4 separate regions of the Homo sapiens genome follow, and regions 1, 2 and 4 are each linked to region 3. The links are chromatin contacts, found by Hi-C or POLR2A ChIA-PET in ENCODE. All regions are on one chromosome and are shown on one strand. Each heading gives the region's core, a stretch centred on a gene start or an enhancer-like site at or near the end of the contact. The rest is flanking DNA. Distances are from core to core; before and after follow the strand shown.

What was found. Hi-C counts contacts between places; a loop is a spot of excess contacts on that map. ChIA-PET counts read pairs that join two places held with the same protein, here RNA polymerase II (POLR2A). Pooled maps may share reads with other maps.
Region 1: a loop to region 3 is called in a map with no recorded cell type, with 13 times the contacts of the local background. The contact joins the promoter of ZNF90 here to the promoter of ZNF101 in region 3. A Hi-C loop is called at or near these places in 3 of 37 single-sample maps with no recorded cell type and 10 of 50 pooled maps. POLR2A ChIA-PET finds 5 or more read pairs at or near these places in 7 of 52 experiments (CD4-positive, alpha-beta T cell, GM10248, OCI-LY7 and 3 more).
Region 2: a pooled map shows a loop between it and region 3 (3-fold over the local background). The contact joins the enhancer-like site here to the promoter of ZNF101 in region 3. A Hi-C loop is called at or near these places in 2 of 168 maps with a recorded cell type or tissue (CD8-positive, alpha-beta T cell and naive thymus-derived CD4-positive, alpha-beta T cell), 23 of 37 single-sample maps with no recorded cell type and 16 of 50 pooled maps. POLR2A ChIA-PET finds 5 or more read pairs at or near these places in 3 of 52 experiments (CD4-positive, alpha-beta T cell, GM12878 and naive thymus-derived CD8-positive, alpha-beta T cell).
Region 4: a map of B cell shows a loop between it and region 3 (11-fold over the local background). The contact joins the promoter of ZNF486 here to the promoter of ZNF101 in region 3. A Hi-C loop is called at or near these places in 3 of 168 maps with a recorded cell type or tissue (B cell, chondrocyte and naive thymus-derived CD4-positive, alpha-beta T cell), 4 of 37 single-sample maps with no recorded cell type and 17 of 50 pooled maps. POLR2A ChIA-PET finds 5 or more read pairs at or near these places in 7 of 52 experiments (WTC11, activated CD4-positive, alpha-beta T cell, activated CD4-positive, alpha-beta memory T cell and 4 more).

The regions. Positions count from the first base shown.
Region 1 is chr19:20,076,629-20,079,401 of GRCh38, forward strand. It overlaps ZNF90 (zinc finger protein 90), which reads left to right and starts at 1,372. Exons shown (of 4, transcript NM_007138.2): 1 at 1,372-1,507. The coding sequence starts at 1,505. RefSeq lists an enhancer at 1,315-1,794.
Region 2 is chr19:19,371,790-19,374,556 of GRCh38, forward strand. The region is part of intron 1 of LOC124904656 (a long non-coding RNA gene); the gene reads right to left. Among named protein-coding and RNA genes, the nearest start is that of GATAD2A, 33 kb to the right of the region's middle. RefSeq lists an enhancer at 1-274. Within about 2 kb of position 1,387, at least 29 of the 41 ENCODE cell types and tissues checked have a DNase peak (open chromatin) inside an H3K27ac peak, as active enhancers do; they include CD4-positive, alpha-beta T cell, CD8-positive, alpha-beta T cell and GM12878, where a contact is called at or near this core.
Region 3 is chr19:19,667,533-19,670,232 of GRCh38, forward strand. It overlaps ZNF101 (zinc finger protein 101), which reads left to right and starts at 1,307. Exons shown (of 4, transcript NM_033204.4): 1 at 1,307-1,434. The coding sequence starts at 1,432. RefSeq lists enhancers at 996-1,562, 1,563-2,128 and a silencer at 1,517-1,716.
Region 4 is chr19:20,165,722-20,168,511 of GRCh38, forward strand. ZNF486 (zinc finger protein 486) reads left to right here and starts at 1,493. Exons shown (of 4, transcript NM_052852.4): 1 at 1,493-1,639. The coding sequence starts at 1,610. The region is part of intron 5 of LOC105372310 (a long non-coding RNA gene); the gene reads right to left. RefSeq lists an enhancer at 2,075-2,790.

The sequences.
Region 1 (2,773 bases), core at 122-2,621, 410 kb after region 3:
TTTTCTTTCTTTCTTTTTTTTTTTTTTTTTTGAGACGGAGTCTCGCTCTGTCGCCCAGGCTGGAGTGCAGTGGCGCGATCTCGGCTCACTCCAAGTTCCGCCTCCCAGGTTCACACCATTCTCCTGCCTCAGCTTCCCGACTAGCTGGGACTACAGGCGCCTGCCACCAGGCCTGGCTAATTTTTTGTATTTCTAGTAGAGACGGGGTTTCAGCGTGTTAGCCAGCATGGTCTTGATCTCCTGACCTCGTGACCCGCCCGCCTCAGCCTCCCAAAGTGCTGAGATTACAGGCGTGAGCCACCGCGCCCGGCCTTGTCTATTGTTTTTCAATAACGAATGTATAGGAATAGATTGAATAGATTGACATAGAGATTTCTCTAAAATAGCACTGGATGAACGCCTCAAGGGGCTCACACAACCTCTTCCAGGACTTGGTGACCATTGTTTGTGTCCACGTTCAATTGAGTTCAAATTAAATATTTAACTTTTCCTCCACAAATTCCCCTGTCTTGATGAATTGGTTTTGTCTGGGCAAAGGGCAAGGTAAACTCCTTGGGCGGTTACACAACCTCCACCTCCTAGGTTCAAGAGATTCTCCTGCCTCAGCCTTCGGTGTAGCTGGGACTACAGGTGTGCACCAGCACGCCCAGGTAAGGTTTTGTATTTTTAGTAGAAATGGGGTTTCACCGTGTTGGCCAGGGTGGTCTTGAACTCCTGACCTCAAGTGATTCGCCCTCTTTGGCTTCCCAAAGTGCTGGAATTACAGGCGTGAGCCACCGCGCCTGGCCCTAAATGATTTCCTTTCTGTCTCCTATAACAGTTTGAAATTACTTAAAAGTTGTTTCAAATTGAAAAAATAAAAAGAATGTAGATAAAAATAAAATATAAAAAGTTAAAAAAATTACATTAGATTACAAAATATATATGATGTATATGTAAGTCTCGAGAGGTCAAAAATGACAAATTTGATTTACTTACAAGGTTTTATTAAAATTAGCTTTCGTATTGATAATACACTATTACCAAAGTAAAAGTTTTCTCTTGAACAAAAATTTTTTGTATTATTAATATGACAGCCAAATACTTCTGTTCACCTTTTGAATACATTCAAAAAGAGAAAGAGTAAAAAAGAATTTTCCCATGCTCTCCGGTGGGCCTGGCTCAGCTCAAGGAGGAAGCCCGGCCTGAAAAGGCTGCAGCTGAGGCTGTGACTCTTTCTTCACTCAGCCCAGCATGTGATCACATCTTCTGTCACTCAGGGACTGAGGAGGCGGGGCCTTAAGCATTATCCAATCAGGGACGCTGGGTTGGAAACCGTCCAATCATGCAGGCAGCTGGAGCGAAGAGGAAGGCTTTCGGGTTTGGCGCGGCCATTTGTCTCTTGCTGCAGCTGGTGCTCCAAATCTGGTCTTAGCTGCTTCGTGTCTTCTTCTCCAGCCTCTGTGGCCCTGTGACCTGCAGGTATTGGGAGATCCACAGCTGAGGGACCCCCGGAAGCCTAGAAATGGTGAGAGTGCCTTTCCAGCATTCCGAGAGAGGGGAGGGACTGGTTGGAACCGATGGGAAGTGGCTGTGGCGGGACTTAGGCCTCCCCGCAGTCAGCTCCACAATCTGCGACCGACTTCTCCTTGCCCAGTTCGGCCTCAGTCCCCTTCAGCCATAAGATGGCAACAGCGCCGACAGCCGGGCCCCGCGGCGTCCTGTCTCTTCCCTGCCCTGGCCTGGAGCCCTCTCTGGGCAGCTCTGCACCCACAGCGCTGCGTCTCTCCCAGATTGTGCAGGGAGCACGGGAGGGTTCTCGGGGGAGAATCCTGACTCGGGGTGCAGGTTCATGAATGGGAAGAGCTTTGGTCCATGGGGTTGACAGTTTCTCTTTTCTCCTATTAAAAACTTATGGGGCCGGTCGCTGTGGTTCATGCCTGTAATCCCAGCATTTTGGGAGGTCGAGGCGAGCGGATCACTTGAGGTAAAGGGTTGTTAGTACAACGTAGTTCTTCTTCAAAGACGCAACTTCCTGGTCATAAGTTGGAAAAGTTGTAAATCACCCCTACCCCTTCTTCTCCCTTCTCCTTTTCTCACAAATCGCGCATTACCCGATTTGGAAAAAGCTTGAGTGTAAGCCAACCGGGATCAGCTTAGATTGTGCGGTCTGACCCCAGCCAATGGAGGGAAAACAAAAACAGAACTGCATTAGGGCTAATAACCCCTTCCCGGCCAGGCGCGGTGGCTCCTGCCTGTAATTTCAGCACTTTGGGGCGCCGAGGCGGGCGGATCACGTGGTCAAATTTCTAGACCAGCCTATCCAACGTGGTGAAACCTCTCTCTACTAAAAATACAAAAATTAGCCTGGAGTGGTGCCAAGCGCCTGTAATCCCAGCAACTTGGGAGGCTGAGGCCCGAGAATTGCTTGAACTCGGGAGGCAGAGGTTGCAGTGAGCTGAGATCCCTCCATCGCGCTCCAGCATGCGCGACAGAGGGAGAGTCCTCAAAAAAAAAAAAAAAAAAAAAAGTAAGCATCTTAAAATTTCCATCCTTTATGTAAACACTGTGTTTTAGTAACTTCACTGTATTTTCCAACACTTAGTTTCAAAAACCCAGTGAATAACTCTGGCATGGAAATTAAAGCTTGAACCTAGTGATTCCGAGCTAAGGCTAATATTAAGCCTGCAAAAGGAGGGTTTTTTTTTTTTTTTTGAGATGGAGTTTGTCCAGGCAGATGCAGTTAAGATTAAGATGAAAGGAAACTGGATGGGTCTTACTGATAATGATGTTA
Region 2 (2,767 bases), core at 137-2,636, 300 kb before region 3:
GACTACAGGCACCCAGCACCACACCTGGCTAATTTTTGTATTTTTGGTAGAGACAGGGTTTCACCATGTTGGCCAGGCTGGACTCAAACTCCTGACTTCAAGTGATCCTCCTGCCCTGGCCTCCCAAAACGCTGGGATTATAGGCGTGAGCCACTATGCCTGTCCGGCAATGGCATTTTGACCAATACAACATGGGCATCTAACTAGAATTGGGGACACCCACACGGGTCATAATTTGGGGCCAAAGTAGAGTTTTTTTTGTTTTTGTTTTTTTTTTGGTAGCGATGAGGTCTCACTATGTTGCCCAGGCAGTTCTCAAACTCCTGGGCTCAAGCGATCCTCCCACCTCAGCCTCTCAAAAGGCTGGGATTACAGGCATAAGCCACCGTGCCCAGCAACATTTTTAACTCTTTTTTTTTAGAGAAAGGGTTTTGCTCTGTCACCCAGGCTGGAGTGCAGTGGCACAATTGTAGCCTACTGCAGCCTCGGCTTCCTGGGCTCAAGGGATCCTCCAGTCTCAGCCTCCAGAGTAGTTAGGACTGCAAATGCACACCACCACACTTAGACAGTTTTTAATTAATTAATTAATTAATTTTGAGACAGAGTCTCACTCTGTCACCCAGGCTGGAGTGTAGTGGTGTGATCTCTGCTCATTGCAACTCCCCATCCCAGATTCAAGTGATTCTCCTGCCTCAGCCTCCAGAGTATCTGGGATTGCAGACACATGCCACCACGCCTGGCTAATTTTTGTATTAATATTTTTAGTAGAAATGGAGTTTTGCCATGTTGGTCAGGTTGGTCTTAAACTCCTGTCCTCAAATGATCCATCTACCTTAGCCTCCCAAAGTGCTGGGATTACAGGGGTAAGCCACCATGTCCAGCCAATTTTTAAATTATTTTTTGTACAGATGGAGTCTTGCTTTGTTGCCCAGGCTGGTCTCAAACTCCTGGCCTCAAGCGATCCTCCTGCCTCAGCCTCCCAAATTGTTGGGGGGTTACAGGCATGAGCTACTGTGCCTGACCTGGAAGTGGATTTTGAAGTGGATTTTGCAGCCTGTTTGTGTCTCCCAAGCCACAAAAGACTCTGACCTTCGTGTTTGACCAGTTCCTTGGAAGGCACCAGTCTGTGTATTAAGTGGATTATCCAAACCCAGACTGACTCCTGGCACATGGAAGATGCTTTGGGATACACTTATACTAAAAGGGTATTCATTCGTGACTGATCTGAAATCCAAATCTAATGGGGCATCCTATATTTTCACTTGCTAAATGTGGCCACCCTAGATGCTCAATGACATCCTTGAATAAAGGAAGCTGATGAAGTTCAAACAAATAATTTTACCAGCGGGGTAAAAAAAGCTCAAAGCTCAGTGCACTTTGCGAAACAGTCATTTCCTCTTCCGGTCAGAATAAACTCCTGACTCCTCCCAGGCCCAAGTGATCAGCCACTCCCTCCTACCAGCTGGCTGGGCTGCTGTGCTCAGTCCCAACTCAGGAAGGACAAGAGTAGCTCCTGTGACCATAATGCCTGTCCACAAGCTGAGGCCCCACCCCACTCCGCCTCCTTTTCTTTTTCTTTGAAATGGAGTCTTGGTCTTTTTGCCCAGGCTAGAGTGCAGTGGCGTGATCTCGGCTCACTGCAACCTCCACCTCCCAGGCTCAAGCGATTCTCCTGCCTCAGCCTCCCAAACAGCTGGGATTACAGGCATGCACCACCACCCCCAGCTAATTTTTGTATTTTTAGTAGAGACAGGGTTTTCACCATGTTGGTGAGGCTGGTCTCAAACTCCTGACCTCATGATCCACCTGCCTCGGCCTCCCAAAGTGCTGGGATTACAGGCGTGAGCCACCGTGCCTGGCCACCCCCTTGCTTTTTAGACACAAGGTCTTGCTCTGTCACCCAGGCTGGAGTGCAGTGGCATAATCTTGGCTCACTGCAGCCTTAAAACTCCTCAAGTGATCTTCTGTCTCAGCCTCCCAAGTAGTTAGGACTATGGGTGCGTGCCACCAACGCGCCTGGCACTGAGACCTGGATTTTTTTTTTTTTTTTTTTGGTGAGATAGAGTCTTGCTCCGTCGCCCAGGCTGGAGTGCAGTGGGGTGATCTTGGCTCACTGCAACCTCCGCCTTCCAGGTTCAAGCGATTCTCCTGCTTCAGCCTCCCAAGTAGCTGGGACTACAGGCGCCCGCCACCATGCCCAGCTAATTTGTGTATTTTTAGTAGAGACAGGGTTTCGCTATGTTGGCCAGGCCGGTCTTGAACTCCTGACCTCGTAATCTGCCTGCCTCGGCCTCCCAAAGTGCTGGGATTACAGGCGTGAGCCACCACTCCCGGCCTGAGACCTGGATCTTAAAAAGGGCTCAGCTGGGTGTAGTCACACACCTGTAGTTCCAGTGACTTGGGAGGCTGATATAGGAGGCTAGCTTGAAGCCCAGGAGTTCAAAGTGAGACTAGCAACATAATGAGACCTCATCTCTTTTTTTTTTTTTTTTTTTTTTTTTTGAGACGGAGTCTTACTCTGTCGCCCAGGCTGGAGTGCAGTAGTGCCATCTTGGCTCACTGCAAGCTCCGCCTCCTGGGTTCATGCCTTTCTCCTGCCTCAGCCTCCCAAGTAGCTGGGACTACAGGCGCCCTCCACCACGCCCGGCTAATTTTTTGTATTTTTAGTAGAGACAGGGTTTCACCATGTTAGCCAGGATGGTCTCAATCTCCTGATCTCGTGATCTGCCCACCTCGACCTCCCAAAGTGCTGGGATTACAGGCGTGA
Region 3 (2,700 bases), core at 57-2,556:
ATTTAATAATTTTGTTCCCTTTAAGGCATGTTTTTATTTTCTTGGCTGAAAAGGAGTAGCCTGAGAAGAAGTAACGTGTAGGAAGCCTTGGCCATGGGACCAATAGCCTCATAAATTCCTGATCTCTGGAGGACATCAGGGCCTCCTACCTGTTCCATTGTGACCTGGGAGTCTCTCCAGCTCCAAGGTGGAGGGATGGCTTCACTGAACACGGAGTCTGGAATTCCGTGCACACTCATGTGACCGGTGTTCCGGAAAAAGAAGCAGGAGGCGGCTGGGCGCGGTGGCTCACGCCTGTAATCCCAGCACTTTGAGAGGCCGAGGCCGGCGGATCACGAGATCAGGAGTTCGAGACCAGCCTGGCCAACATGGTGAAACCCCATTTCTACTAAAAATACAAAAATTAGCCGGGAGTGGTGGTGGGCGCCTGTAATCGCAGCTACCCGGGAGGCTGAGGCAGGAGAATCGCTTGAAACCGGAAAGCGGAGGTTGCAGTTAGCTGAGATCGTGCCATTGCATTCCAGCCTGGGCAACAAGAGCGAAACTCCGTCTCAAAAAAAAAAAAAAAAAGCAGCAGGAAGGACCCACTGAGTACAGGAAGCCGACAGGGCCTGCTCCGGAAAACCAGGAGCTGTAAGGTCAGCCGAAAGGACGAAGAGACCTGAAGTCAGTCAAGTAAGTTTTATTAACCTGCTGGGCTGCTCCCCCACAGTTAGAGGAGGCAGCCCCGCTTACAGACTACAGCAGGGCTTTATAGGGCGAGGAACTGGGCTGGGGTGTGAGAACTGAGTCGGGGGTGCAGGTGTCCTGACCGCATCCTGGAGATGTTTTTGCCAGCTTTGTTATGCAAGGTGGGCAGGTGTTGTGACCGCATCCTGGAACTGTCTGCCGGTTCAGCTGAAGTCTTTTGAACAAACAGTTACTGGAAGGGTCAGTGGGGAGGAGGTCTACTTCTAGCCCGGGGGGAGTTGTGTGGCGGTCACAAAGGACTGTATTGTAAGACTGATGGGGGAAGGAGGGGAACAGTCTGGTTGGGTTGACCCTAACGGGAGCAAGTTCTGCTTCCATGCAAGTCCAGGTCCAAGGTCCCAGCGAGGGGCTGTGGGTAGCACCTGTCAGTCACACCCCACACAGCGAGCGGATTATTTGAGGATTCCGATCACCTCTCCTGTCGCTCAAGCCCCAGGGGCGGGACCTGGGGCACCAGCCAGTCAGAGGCGCTGTGCGGCAAACTGTCCAATCAGGTGCGCCGGGAGGAGGGGCAACTTCCAAAGCCCGAAGCGGTCTCATTTCCCGCCGGCCCCCCATTCGGGTCCGGGTTTTAGTTCCTCGGGGAGCCCCTGGTGCCCCGGATACGGCTGATTTTGTCGTGTGGGACCTGTTCTGGCTGCTCCAGCCCCAGGAAGGACCCAGGACACCCGGAAGCCGGAAATGGTGAGCGTGCGGAGCCGGGCGTCCGGAGACCTGAGGAGGAGCTGGTCGGAACCGGCAGTGGCTGGACCTGGGCCTCCCCGCGGCGACTGTGGGGGTCTGGGACCCGAGTCCCCCAGGCGCAGCTCGACCCTTGGTCCCCTCGGTCGCCGGGTGGAGCTGGACCAGCCGCCGGGACCCCGGGTGTCCTGTCCCGGCCCCGGAGCCCTCTCAGGGCAGCTCCGCGCCCGCAGCCCCGCGTCTCCCCAGATCGTGCGGGGGCCTCAGGAGGGTCTTAGGGGGAATCCCGCCTCGGGTGTGGGGTTCGTGCGGGAGGAGCCGTGGCCTGTGGGGTCCCCAGTTCCTCCTCCCTTAGGCGGTCCCCGTTTCCTTCGGAGTCTTCCAAAGGTGTGGGAAGCTGGGTTTCAAACCCACGACCCCGTCCCCCAGCTTCGCTCCTCCCAGGGCTGCAGTAAATCCCTAAATTTCCCCGCATTCCCCAACCCTAAGTTCTCCCTCCAGTACATCCACTTCACATTATTATTATTATCATTATTTCTATTATTTTTGAGACGGAGTCTCACTCTGTCGCCCAGGCTGGAGTGCAGTGGCACTGTCTGGGCTCACTGCAGCCTCCGTCTTCCGGGTTCAAGTGATTCTCCTGCCTCAGCCTCCTGAGTAGCTGGAATTACAGGTGCCCGCCACCACGTCCGGCTAACTTGTATTTTCAGTAGAGACAGGTTCACCATGTTGGCCGTGCTGAAGTCCTGATCTCAGGTATCTGCCTGCCTCGGTCTCCCAAAGTGCTGGGATTACAGGCTTGAGCCACTGCGCCTGGCAAGACCCAGTGTTTTAACTGTCATCTTTTCCAAGGAGCCCTAGATGGCACTTCTTAAAAAGTTCATTTTCCGTTTGTGAACATTTCACATGCGAGCAAAGCAGAAAATAACCCCCTGACACTCCGATGTTAAAAAAAAAAAATCACTGTGCCTGCCCTCTTTTTACCTTCCCTAGGCGCGGCCACCTTATCAGACAGTCTTTGGGTGGAGGCTTCTCTTGGGAACTTCACAGGGTATTGGGTCCTCAGCCCACCCTCCTATCTTTCTGGTCCTGGGTTTCAGGACCGTCCAGGGACTTCTTCCAGCTGCCCTCGGAAGAACGGGTGAAAAGTCTGTCCTGGCGTGGTTAATCTTTCCTGGTTGTTTGATGAGCCTCCTAGGGAGGAGTTCTTGTCTTTTGAAAAGAAGTTTCCTTAGGAAATTCCAGAGGGATTCCCTGCTGGCCCTTGGG
Region 4 (2,790 bases), core at 243-2,742, 500 kb after region 3:
GGATGAGATGCATGAATTCACAGAAGTAGGCTTCAGAAGACGGTTAATAACAAACTCTGCTGAGCTAAAGAAACATGTTTGAACCCAATTTGAAGAAGCTAAGAACCTTGATAAAAGGTTAGAGGAACTGCTAACTAGAATAACCAGTTTGGAGAGGAACATAAGAGGATGAGATGCATGAATTCACAGAAGTAGGCCTCAGAAGATGGTTAATAACAAACTCTGCTGAGCTAAAGAAACATGTTCGAACCCAATTTGAAGAAGCTAAGAACCTTGATAAAAGGTTAGAGGAACTGCTAACTAGAATAAACAGTTTGGAGAGGAACATAAATGACCTGATGGAGCTGAAATGTTTGGCATGAGGCCCAGTCACTAGGGCCCTTTGCGACTGGGCTCAAGGAACACAAAAACGTTATCTTGTTTTTCAATAACTAACATATAGGAATAGATTGAAACAGAGATTTCTCTGAAATGACACTACATGAATGCCTCAATGAATGCCTCAAGGGGGTCACACAACCGGTTCTGAGACTTGGTGACCATTGTTTGTGTCTGTGTTCAATTTATTTCAAAATTAATATTTAACTTTTCCTCCACAAATTCCCCTGTCTTGATGAATGGGCTCTGTCTAGGCAAAAGGCCTGTCTTTATGAATCAGCTCTGTCTAGACAAAAGGCAAGGTAAAACCCTTGGGCTGTTACACAACCTCCGCCTCCTGGGTTCAAGCGATTCTCTTGCCTCAGCCTCCGGAGTAGCTGGGACTACAAGTGCACACCAGCACACCCAGATAATTTTTTGTATTTTTAGTAGAAATGGGGTTTCACCATGTTGGCCAGGCTGGTCTTGAACTCCTGACTCAAGTTATCCGCCCACCTTGGCCTCCCAAAGTGCTGGAATTAGAGGCGTGAGCCACTGCGCCTGGTTCTAAATGATTTCTATTTCCTGTAACAATTTGAAATTACTTAAAGGTTGTTTCAAATTGAAAAAAAGAATGTAGATAAAATATAAAAAGTTAAAAAAATTACAAGTGATTATGAAATATATGTGTAAATCTCGAGAGGTCAAAAGTGACAAATCTGATTTATATATAAGGTTTTATTAAAATTAGCTTTAGTATTGATAATACACTATTACCAAAGTAAAAGTTGATTTTCTAACAAAAATTTTATGTATTATTAATATGACAGCAAAATACTTCTGTTCACCTTTTGAATACATGCAAAAAGAGAGAGAGTAAAAAAGAGATAGAATTTTCCCTTGCTCTAGGGTGGGCCTGGCTCAGCTCAGGGAGGAAGCCCTGCCTGAAAAGGCTGCAGCTTAGGCTGTTACTCTTTCATCACTCAGCCCAGCATCTGATCACATCCTCTGTCACTCAGGGACTGAGTGGGCGGGGCCTTAAGCATTATCCAATCAGAGACGCTGGGCTGGAAACCGTCCAATCAGGCAGGCAGCTGGAGCAAAGAGGACGGCTTCCGGGTTTGGCGCGGCCTTTGTCTCTCGCTGCATCTGGAGCTCTAGGTCGCCTCTTCGCTACTCTGTGTCCTCTGCTCCTAGAGGCCCACCCTCTGTGGCCCTGTGTCCTGTAGGTATTGGGAGATCCACAGCCAAGATGCCGGGACCCCTTAGAAGCCTAGAAATGGTGAGAGTGCCCATTGGACATCCTGAGAGAGGGGAGGGACTGGTTGATGGGAAGTGGCTGTGGAGGGACTCAGGCCTCCCCGTAGTCAGCTCCACAATCTGCGTCCGGACTTCTCCTTACCCAGCTCGGCCTCAGTCCCCTTCAGCCATAAGATGGTGGCTGCGCTGACAGCCGGTCCCGGGGCGTCCTGTCTCTTCCCTGCGCAGTGACCGTGCCCTGGCCTGGCGCCCTCTCTGTGCAGCAGCTCTCCACCCGCAGCTTCGGGTCTCTCCCAGATGGTGCGGGAACCACGAGAAGGTCATCAGGGGAGAATCTTGACTCGGGGTGCGGGTTCACGATTCGGAAGAGCTTTGGTCCGTGGGGTTCACAGTTTCTCTTTTCTTTTGTTAAAAATTTATGGGGCCGGGCGCGGTGGTTGACGTCTGTAATCCCAGCATTTTGGGAGGCGAAGGCTGGCGGATCACTTGAGGTAAAGGGTTGCTAGGACAACTAAATTCCTCTTCAAAGACTCAACTTCCTGATCAGAAGTTGTAAAAGTTGTAAAACAACCCTACCCCTTTTTCTCCCTTTTCCTTTTCTCGCAAATCGCTCGTTTATCCTATTTGGAAAAAGTTTGGGTCTAAGCCAACCGGGATCAGCTTAGATTGTGCGGTCTGACCCCAGCCAATAGGGGAAGGACACAAAAACAAAAACTACGTTGGGGTTAAAAACCCATTCCTGGTCGGGCGCGGTGGCTCACGCCTGTAATCCCAGCATTTTGAGAGACCTAGGCGGGAGGATCTTGTGGTCAGGAGTTCTAGACCATCCTGGCCAACACCGTGAACCCCGTCTCTACTAAAAATACAAAAATTAGCCAGGTGTGGTGGCAGGCACCTGTAATCCCAGCTACTTGGGAGGCTGAGGCACGAGAATTGGTTGAACCCAGGAGGCGGAGGTTGCAGTGAGCTGAGACCGCGCCATCGTACTTAAGTGTGCGTGACAGAGCAAGACTCCTTCACACACACAAAAGAAGGGCCAGGCGCAGTGGCTCACGCCTGTAATCCCAGCACTTTGGGAGGCCAAGGCAGGCGGATCACCTGAGTTCGGGAGTTCGAGACCGGCCTGACTAACATGGAGAAACCCTGTCTCTATTAAAAATACAAAATTAGCTG